Regions from separate parts of the Homo sapiens genome. Here region 2 is linked to region 1. A link is a loop called in an ENCODE intact Hi-C map of the cell type or tissue named here. Cell type or tissue: Panc1. All regions are shown on one strand.

Region 1 (5,000 bases):
ACCATTTAAGACATAAAATATCCTAAATTCCATGTTACAGACTCTAGACTCATGGAAATAATTCAGGCTGATTCCCACCCACGAAAGAGTTTTCAGTCCAGTGACCACATGGCCAAGAAAACAGATTAAGTACAATAAACTCTGCGAACCATGACACAGAAGAGGGTTTCTTAACCCAGGTGGTCAGGAAAGGCTTCTCATTGGAGATGTTTGTAAAGTGTCTATTTTTACTATCTCCAACAACAGATTTTTTTTTTAAACTGAGCGTCAGATAGTTAGATAACTTGGCTTAAGTTTCAGTGAGGAAGAACTGGAACTAGATCTGTCTGACTTCAAACCCCCAATGTAGTTTCTATCACATCATGCGCTCACTCTTTTTTTTTTTTTTTGAGACGTAGTCTCACTCTGTCGCCCAGGCTGGAGTGATCTTGGCTCACTGCAACCTCTGCCTCCTGGTTTCACGAGATTGTCCTGCTTCAACCTCCCAAATAGAAGGTATTACAGGCACGTGCCACCATGCCTGGCTGATTTTTGTAGTTTTACTTCATTAATAATTAGAAGTAGAGTTGGGGTTTCGCCATATTGGCCAGGCTGGTCTCCAACTCCTGACCTCAAGTGATCTGCCCACCTCGACCTCCCAAAGTACTGGGATTACAGGTGTGAGCCACCATGCCCAGCCCATGCTCTCTTATTCTTATAAAAGTGTTATGTTTTAGCACAGTCAGCATAGTAACTTCCACTTCTTATAGTGCTGTTTGCCCAAACATATTTAAAATCTGCTAAATACCATTAGTATTAATAGCTATCTTATCAAGAGACCACTACCAGGAAAATATTGTTTAAAGTCTTTCAGAGAGTACCTGGTGGCTCCCCCACAAGGGAATTCTAGAGGTGAAAGCTCTGCCAGGCAAATACACATTTTCTAACTGTAAACAAATTGGCATTCTTATACTAACCTTCTGAAATGAAATCACAGAAAGAATTTAAAACCTTTACATCAATTGTTGCAAATGAATCTATGCAAATAAAGCAACAAAATTATTTTCGAGTTTCTTCCCTTTAGTTTGTTTCTTTAAAGTGTAGTCAACAGATTTTGTATCTAAACACACACATACTTCTTGAGAAAAACTGTATATATTATAGACACAGCACCAATTGTTTCCAGTATATGCATCTATATTAATGTTTCCTCTTTATATATTCACAAGAATAAAACACTTGACCAGCTGAAAATGTAAGCTATTTATAAAACATGCAGAAAATAAATCTGATTCATGTCTGCAAACCTCAATTGTCTGTGTACTCTTTTTCCTTTCTTTATCAAGACAGGGCTGTAAAATTTAGGTGTACATTTTTCTGCTATCACAAAAGAAATAATGTACAAGTGAACTCTACTACTCTTAGAAGGAAAAAAATCTCAACTATACATCAAATTTTGGAGCACTGAAGTGGCAGAAATTTTCTATATACTACCTCTGTTCTAAAGAAATGTGGTGCCACTGTTCCGAAAACAAATCTTATAACACATTTAAGTATAGGTAAACAAAGTACAAATCTCAGTTTTTCAAAACATTTTCTGTACTAATGCTTTTAACTTGAAACTCTTGACTTAGTTTTGAAGAGAAAAAAAGAATCTCCTTGGCGCTCTTAACTATTCTGATGAGACTAAGTTCCAGAGAATATTTTACAAAAACTACTTAATTTAACAGTACGCCTTGAAAAGTAACACTACATATTCTAAGTGTTTCTGGAAAAAAAAAAAGAAAAGGAAAAACCACGACATATTTATAAGCTAACAATTCTTAAGAGAGGGTTACTATGAATGCTGTACATTAATTTTTACTTTGTCAGATACATAACTTAAGAACCAAATAAGATGATGCATAATTACTTCTAATGATAGAAAGTACGAGTTAAGTCTCCAAAGTAATCGTGACAGTGTTTCATGTGGAACACATTTCATCTACAAAAATATCCATAAAATACAATCTAGTATACCTCCTAGGTCAATATTAATGTAGAAACAAGAACCTTCTGTAATAATTAGGTTATTGAGGAAAATCTTAAGATCCATTTTAGACTGAATAATTAAGTCAAATTGTTTGGAATTTAAAATATGTGCTTCATGATGATGAAATAATCTGTACAACAAATAACCATGACATAAGTTTACCTGCGGAACAAATCTGCACTTGTACCCCTGGAATTAAAAGTTACAAAATATTTTTTAAAATATGTGGTTCAAATATATATATTCAACATGTATCACTTTGTTAAGAGAAAAATAGAAAAATACTCCGTATTTGATCAGACCATGTAATTCAGATAATAAAACTGTTGTAAGTTTTAAAAAGCCACAATTTCTAGTTTACTCTTTCCTTTGATAGCATTAGTGCAGAAAATATTTTGAGAAACAGATTTGTACTTTGTTTACCTATACTTAAATGTGTTGTTGTAATATTTCTTTTCAAAACAGTGGCACCATATTTCTTTAGAAAGTGCAACGGCACTCACTGTTTAGCAGCATAAAAAATATTATTTGTGAAATTACAATGTACTCCAAATAGAGAAAAATATTTCAGTGTTTTGAAGGGTAAAATACAAAAAGCACACAAGGGGGCAGCAAAAAAAAAAAACAGCAGAGACGGTTTCAAAAGGAACTTTTCTATGGTATTAAAAGACAGGAGAGCAAAATAATGAGTAGGAGGTTTTTGGATTACAGGCAACGTTAAGTTCTTGATGTAGATGCTGGTCACCTGCACCTAGAATAGGGTGTCCTGTGAGACAAAACAATTATTCTCTATCGTTAAGAGAGATTGTTCAGGAATCCTAATAGTTTGACAATTCTGTACCAGCTGAACATCACTAGAGCTAACTCAGTTGGGATGTAATCACCATAAAAGATTCCATTCCTGTGGTTACTGGGAGTCAGGGAGGTTTAAGCGGAATGTCACTACATTCAAATATGGGAGGGAGACCACTTTCAAAAACGAACTTAAATCCAGAGAACCATGGTTCTTCTATGGTATCCAGTAAGGGGCAATGGGAGTTGGAAGTTGAGTATGGGAAATCAAATTCTGTGAATACGGTTTTTCTGATAAGATGTGTTTGGCTAGCAGATCCTCCGCAGCATCTATTCAATAAGGTTAATCTACATGGGAAATAGCCATTTGAAGTCAGCAGTGAAAAATTACCACTTGTGAAAATTTTTTGAAAACCAAATGATCTACATATAGAAACAGAAAAAGAAATTTCTGAAAGGGGCAAATGAGATCCCATTTCAGAAGCTAAAGTGACTGTAGAGTGCAGAAAGAGCACAACATGTAGGATTTCCCAATTTTTAAAAAAATTCAAAACTGATCTTTTAAACCAACTCCCACCACAGAAGGCCTCCCTGACAACAAGGGCGAACGCTGTGAAGGAGAAAACTAAAGGGGAAAAAGAATACTAAAAGATGCCACACAACCAAGCTGGTCAGACTTTAAAGGCCTCCACTACCAAACAAACCACAAGGCTGGTATCAAAAATGCGCACGCACGCTCACCCACGAATATGTGTGAAATATAAAAGAACCAAAAACATCACAGGGCGCACAGGCAGACACACACTCCACACACAATCCCCACCCACCCCTCGCCCCCCACACACACCTCCCAAAAGCAGGGTGAACAGTTAAGGCACCTAAAACCCCAAGCCGCATAGGCTTCCCCGAAACATTTTACAGTGTAACCAAGAAGCGATTTTGAAAGCATCTGAAAAACGTGCAAACTGTCTTGAAAACAGGGCCTGGCAACTGAGACAGTTTGCAAGCGTGATTCAGAGGGTCTGCCAAGGAAACAAAAGAAGCCTCCCTCCTCCCCGTGAGACCGCACATGGCACGAGAGGTGCTCCAGGCGGGACGCATTTTAAGCGAGGCAGACAAATAGAAGTCTGCGCGAGCGCAAGCGGTACATACTAGGGATCGCTATCTGGCGAGGATGGGGCCATGGAGTTTCCATTGGTTGGGGAACCGCCCAGCTTTAGTTTCTCCAGATATTCGGCGTGCACGGGCTTGTGGCACTGGAGAACCTTGATGGCATCTTCGACTTTGAACCACTCTCGCTTCCTCCCAATGCTAACCGAATCTTCCCAATCCTCCAGCAGCTCCGTGACAGTCAGTACATACACGTACGTTCTGTGCTTGCGATCCTGGTTCTGTTCGAAGACGCCCAGGAGCCGGCCTAACTTCCCCTTGACTCCCGCTTCTTCGTACACCTCTCGGACCGCCGCACCGCCCGGCTCCTCCTCGGGCTCCATGCCCCCGCCCGGCACGATCCAGCGGTCCGGGTACCGGCTGCTACTCACTAACAGGACCTCGTCCTCGCGTTCGCTCCGGAAGCACAGGCACGCCGCCCGCTTCTTGAACCCCTCGGGGTCGTAGGTCCGCGTCTGGTTGGGTTTGCACTTCATCCTCGAGGCAGCCTCCTCGAGGCAGCCTCCTCTCGCCTCTCGCTGCTGTGTGGGCCGCCGCTGCCGCTGCCGCCGCCGGGGAACAGCCGAGGTGCTGGGAAGAGAAAGGGCCGAGGCGAGGGGCGGGGAAAGAGAGGCGCCTCCGTCTGCCCGCGAGCCCGGGGAGCGGAGGGAGAGATGAAGCTGGGCGGGGCGCAGGCGGAGGCGGGGGCAGCGAGGCGCGTCAGCCAGTCGGCCAGTCCGATGGGCGGCCGGCCGAACCCGGGCCCGCCGGAGTGGAGGAGGTGCCGCCGCCCGCGAGCCCGCGACTGTCCACAGACCCCACTCGCTTGTCGGGGGCGCGTCTCCCTCCCTCCGCCGCCGGGTAGGGTTTGAGCGAGGTGAGGCGCATTAACGGACGCGTCCGCGCTCCCGTTCACGTGCGCGTTCGCGGCGGAGGGCGAGGGGCGGGGGCGGGGGTCTCCTGGCTCCCGCAGCGCGCGACGCCTCGGGCCCACTGCGCAGGCGCCCCGCACCCCTGGGGGCCGAGAACGTCGTTCGCGCACTGTGAA
Region 2 (5,000 bases), 100 kb after region 1:
ATCCTTTCCCCATTGCTTGTTTTTCACATTGACAGTTATTTTCTTTCAGCACTTTAAAAATGCTGCTCCACCACCTTCTGGCCTACATGGTTTCTAAAGTGTAGCACACAGCTATTTGAATCGTTTTCCCTTTGTATGCATTGTATTACTTTTTACTGGCCATTTTCAAGGTTTTACTCTATCTTTGGTTTTTAGAAGTTTGATTATGATTTTTCTGGGCACAATTTGCTTTGAGTTTATAATTTTTGAGATTAGATGAGCCTCTTGAATCTGTAATTTTGTCTTTCCCCTAATTCAAGAAGTTTCAGCAATTATTTCTTCAAATATATTTTCTACACCAATATCTTTTTTCTCTCCTTTTGGGAGTGCAATGAATATGACAATTTCTGAGTTGCTGCTTATTTTATATCAATATTTTTACTCTGTGTTCATGAGATTGCATAATTTCTATTTATCTAATTTTAAGTCACTGACCCTATATTTATCATTGCCCATTCTTCCATTGAGCTCATCCAGTGAATTTTAAAATTTCACATGCTGTGTGTTTCATTTATAAAATTTCTATTTGGCTTTGTTAAAAATTATATTTCTCTGCTCAGAATTTCTATATTTCATGTCAGCAGCATTTATCCTTACTATACCTTCACCCCATGGAACATGGCCATAATGATTTTACAGCTTTTAAAAAATATTTGGCACTTCCCAGATGACAAATCTGGGTCATCTTAGGGTTGGCATATGTTGTCTTTTTTTATATTGGTTTTTCAAATTTTTCTTGATATTTAGTATATTCTTGATATTTAGTATAAGTTTAGGTTATATTCTTGGCATTTTGCATAATATCTTGTTAGAATCTGAGTCCTATTAATATCCTCTGGAGAGTGCTGAATTTTTTTGGGTTGGACTTAGCTAGACCAACATGGCTAGATTCAGACTAAATGTTCTGTCTCGCTTTCTTTGAATTATTATTCCATTTTCAGTTCAGTTTGCAAAGAAATTGCTATTCTGCTTTGGCTGTCCCATAGACACACCTCTCAGTATTTAGTTTGAGACTTGAGTGGCGCTTTATGAAATAGAAACTTCAAAATACTTTACTATGCTGCTTTGGGTAAATTCTGTGAATGCACGACTTAACAGAAAGCCTGAAATTTATGCATATTCCTTCACAGCATTAGGAGATTCCCCTCTCAAGCTCTTTCCTCTTTAAGATTCTCCCTCTCCGGCCAGGCGTGGTGGCTCACGCCTGTAATCCCAGTACGTTGGGAGGCTGAGGTGGGTGGATCATGAGGTCAGGAGTTCGAGACCAGACTGACCAACATGGTGATACCCCGTCTCTACTAAAAATACAAAAATTAGCCAGGCATGGTGGTGCACGCCTGTAATCCCAGCTACTCAGGAAGCTGAGGCAGGAGAATCGCTTGAACCCAGGAGGCGGAGGTTGCAGTGAGCTGAGATTACACTACTGCACTCAAGCCTGGGTGACAGAGCAAGACTCCGTCTCAAAAAAAAAAAATTCATCTTCATATTCTCTGGTTTCCAGGAGCCCCTTTTACCAATCCTCTGTCCAGAAAGATAAGATTTCTTTTGGATTTTTAATCACTCATGACACTAGAGGTGAACTCTGTGGTTCTAAGTTCTCTCTAGCTGTGAATGGCACAGAACTTTCAGGTAAAACATCCACCTCCTCTTTCCCAGGTAACAGCTGTTTCTGAGGAGCTCTCTTTCTGAGGGATATACCCCATTCGATGAGTAGGACACATGGAACAGCTCTGCTTCCCAAGTGTTTTAACTCTGTCAGGTACTCAATTCTCTCTTATAGTGTCTCTCATTTATTGATCAGGCTGCATACTCCATCCTTACCAACGGAAATTTGGAAAGATAAAACCCAATTTTGTTGGTTTCAGAGATCTTCTTAGCTTTAATGAAGAATACTTTGCAGAGATGCTATGCCCTGTGAGGTGCTTGTATTTTTCAGCAAAAATTGTATTGGAGGTAGATGATTATCTCAGGAATAAATATATCTATTAATATATATCAGCAACTCTAACATGATTAAATTATTGTCGTCACTCAAACCTGAATCTTTATATACATAAAGTGGAATGGAAAATGGTCCACTGCACTGAAATTAACTACATGACAAAAAATGGTGCTTAGCAGCATAATGAAATATTTTCTCACTTTTAAATAATTTTAAAAAATACATATTTAACTTTCTCAATATAAAAAGCTAATTTGAAAAATAATCTCCTTATACAAGTCTATAGCAGATAGCTCCTCCTCCTTCCTGTGATTCTCTTGGGGGTAACATGACTTCTTTCCCAGTATCTAAGTCCTTGAGCTAGAATTTTAAAACAATTTTAAGCATTGTGACATCTCCTCACCCTCCATTCTTCACAATAGCTTCCTTGAGAATAATGCTGATGACCACTACTTTTTGATACATTGCATTTAAAATCTTTATCTGTTTCTCTTTTACTGGAACAAAGTCATGAAAGCTTGCTTTCTAAACAAAATAATCTCTTGTATCCAAAGGGAAAAATGCAAACCGAAATCAGTAGTTAGGCATAAAATGTACTTTTAAAGAACAATGTTGGCTGGGGGCGGTGGCTCATGCCTGTAATCCCAGCACTTTGGGAGGCCAAGATGGGTGAATCACCTGAAGTCAGTTCAAGACCAGCCTGGCCAACATTGGGAAACGTTGTCCCTACTAAAACTACAAAAATTGGCCGGGAGTGGTTGTAGGCACCTGTAATCCCAGCTACTCGGGAGGCTGAGACAGGAGAATCACTTGAACTCGAGAGGCAGAGGCTGCAGTGAGCCAAGATTGTGCCACTGCACTCCAGCCTGGGTGACAGAGCAAGACTCCATCTCAAAAAAAAAAAAAAATGCTGTCCTGTTTCCCAGTACCTACCCCCACTTCACTGAACTTGGAATCCAAGGTTCACTACTTTTCCAAGTATTAGACTGGAGTGTGGAAATGTTATTGAAAAAATGTGTAACTACCAGACAGATCCAGGCCAGAAACCCAGAAATATTTTTTTTTAATTTAACCGTGTGCATTCATTTTAGGCAGACTAGGTGGACACACATAGGTATGCACACAGACATACACATGGTACAGTAAGAGGGTCTCATAAAACTTCAAGGTACAGTAAGAGGGTCTCATAAAAATTCAACGCTGGAAATAGTTGTTTCCAATCCGGAAGGCACTGTGCCAAGCAAACAGGGATGTCTGAAACCTTTGAACACTGATTTTAAACCAATTGACTCTGAATTGATTTACACAGAAATATTGACACAAACACTTATTGAATACTTAAGATATGCCAGCACTATTTTAAGTGTTATGCACTGACTTAATTCTGACAGCAATCTTTTTTTTTTTTTTCTGGGACGGAGTCTCACTCTCGCCCAGGCTGGAGTGCAACGGCCTGATCTCGGCTCACTGCAACCTCTGCCTCCCGGGTTCAAGCGATTCTCCCGCCTTAGCCTCCAAGTAGCTGGGATTACAGGCATGCACCACCACGCCTGGCTAATTTTTGTATTTTTAGTGGAGACGGGGTTTCGCCATGTTGGCCAGGCTGGTCTCTAACACCTGACCTCAAGTGATCCGCCCGCCTCGGCCTCCCAAAGTGCTGGTATTACAGGCGTCAGCCACCGTGCCCAGCCTCTCACAGCAACCTTATGTTAAAAGAAAGACTTCAGCTGAATTCAATTTAAAGGAGTTTAATTGAGCAATGAATGATTCGCAAATCAGGCAGTCCCCAGAATCACAGCAGATTCAGAGAGACTCCAGCGCAGCCACATGGTGGAAGAAGATTTATAGCAAAAAAAAGGGAAGTGTCATACAGAAATCGGAAGTGAAGTACAGAAACAACTGGATTGGTTACAGCTCCGCGTTTGCCTTAATTGAACACAATTTGAACACTTAGCAGTCTATAAGCAGTTGAAGTATGGCTGCTGGGATTTGCCAAGACTCAGCTATTGTTACAGGGCATACTCCTAACTTAGGTTTTCAATCTTGTCTACCTATTAAGTTAGGTTACAGTTTGTCCACAAGGACTCAAATTTAGAAGTATGGAGTCCTTCTCAGGCCATATTTAGTTCGTTTCAACACTTATAATGCAGGTACTATTATTTTCTAAATATCACGCTTGAGGAAACCAAGGGACCTCGGTCAACTTAAACAGCTAGTAAATGGTGGTGCTGAGATTTGAATCCAGGCATAGGTATGGCCCTAGTACCCATTATTTTAACCCAGTACAGTACACTATTGCCTCTCCATTTGTGAAAAGAAAAAAAAAAAGACGGAAAGTCCTTTTTATATGGAAATACAGATAGGATTTTAAAAACAGGCCCCAGAAAACCTTACACAACACTTTCTGCTATTAAACCATTCTCTTTCCTTCTTCCCCTTCTCTCTCCTTCCCTTTTCCCTCTCCAGTCCATCAAATCCTTGCTATGGAATATCACGCACTCCTAAATCCAACTGCTCCTTTGACATTCTTTGGCCACAACCTTAAAATAAATGGCCACCCTAGGATAGATGGGGTTAAAACCACAAAAAAAGAGTCTTCTTGGCATGCTAGAGTGGCTGCAGTCTAGGAGGCTTTCTGGAAAATGGAGGTGATTCTCCAGAAAATGGAGGTTTGTTTTTCTGGAAACAAAATGTCATGGTTGTCAGGTTACTGATAAGGGGACTATTAGGAAAATTGGGTCCCAAATTTATTCGTAAGGCAAGTAGGGGTGCAGGACGTGAAAAGAAGGTGGGTTTCCCTGTATGCTGGGTGTAATGGCCTAATTATTTCTACTACATGCAAAATACAACACTGCTTCTTGGGTTCCTCAAAATACTCAGGCCCTGGGCACTGAATAGTGTGTGCACGGATGAGGGCTGTCCCCCTTAGAGTGATGATTGGTAATGATAGGTGATTCATGAAAAAAAAAAAGTACAGAAGGTTACAGGGCAGAGGATGGCAAAGGGACAGGTTGGAGAA

Evidence for each region. Hi-C counts contacts between places; a loop is a spot of excess contacts. Peaks named below come from ENCODE experiments on the same cell type or tissue, not always from the same donor. Only the 100,000 strongest peaks of a DNase experiment are listed, where the experiment ranks them.
Region 2: a loop joins it to region 1, with 5 times the contacts of the local background. A loop is called at or near these places in 2 of 110 quality-filtered maps.

What each region holds. Positions count from the first base shown.
Region 1 is chrX:51,491,996-51,496,995 of GRCh38, forward strand. It overlaps NUDT11 (nudix hydrolase 11), which reads right to left and starts at 4,597. Exons shown (of 2, transcript NM_018159.4): 1 at 3,956-4,597. The coding sequence starts at 4,449. RefSeq lists a silencer at 4,668-4,787. In Panc1, a CTCF peak has its summit at 2,660 (motif pointing right); no DNase peak of the experiment used is centred here; H3K4me3 peaks cover 2,368 bases.
Region 2 is chrX:51,595,254-51,600,253 of GRCh38, forward strand. No RefSeq gene overlaps it. Among named protein-coding and RNA genes, the nearest start is that of CENPVL3, 21 kb to the right of the region's middle. In Panc1, no CTCF peak of the experiment used is centred here; no DNase peak of the experiment used is centred here.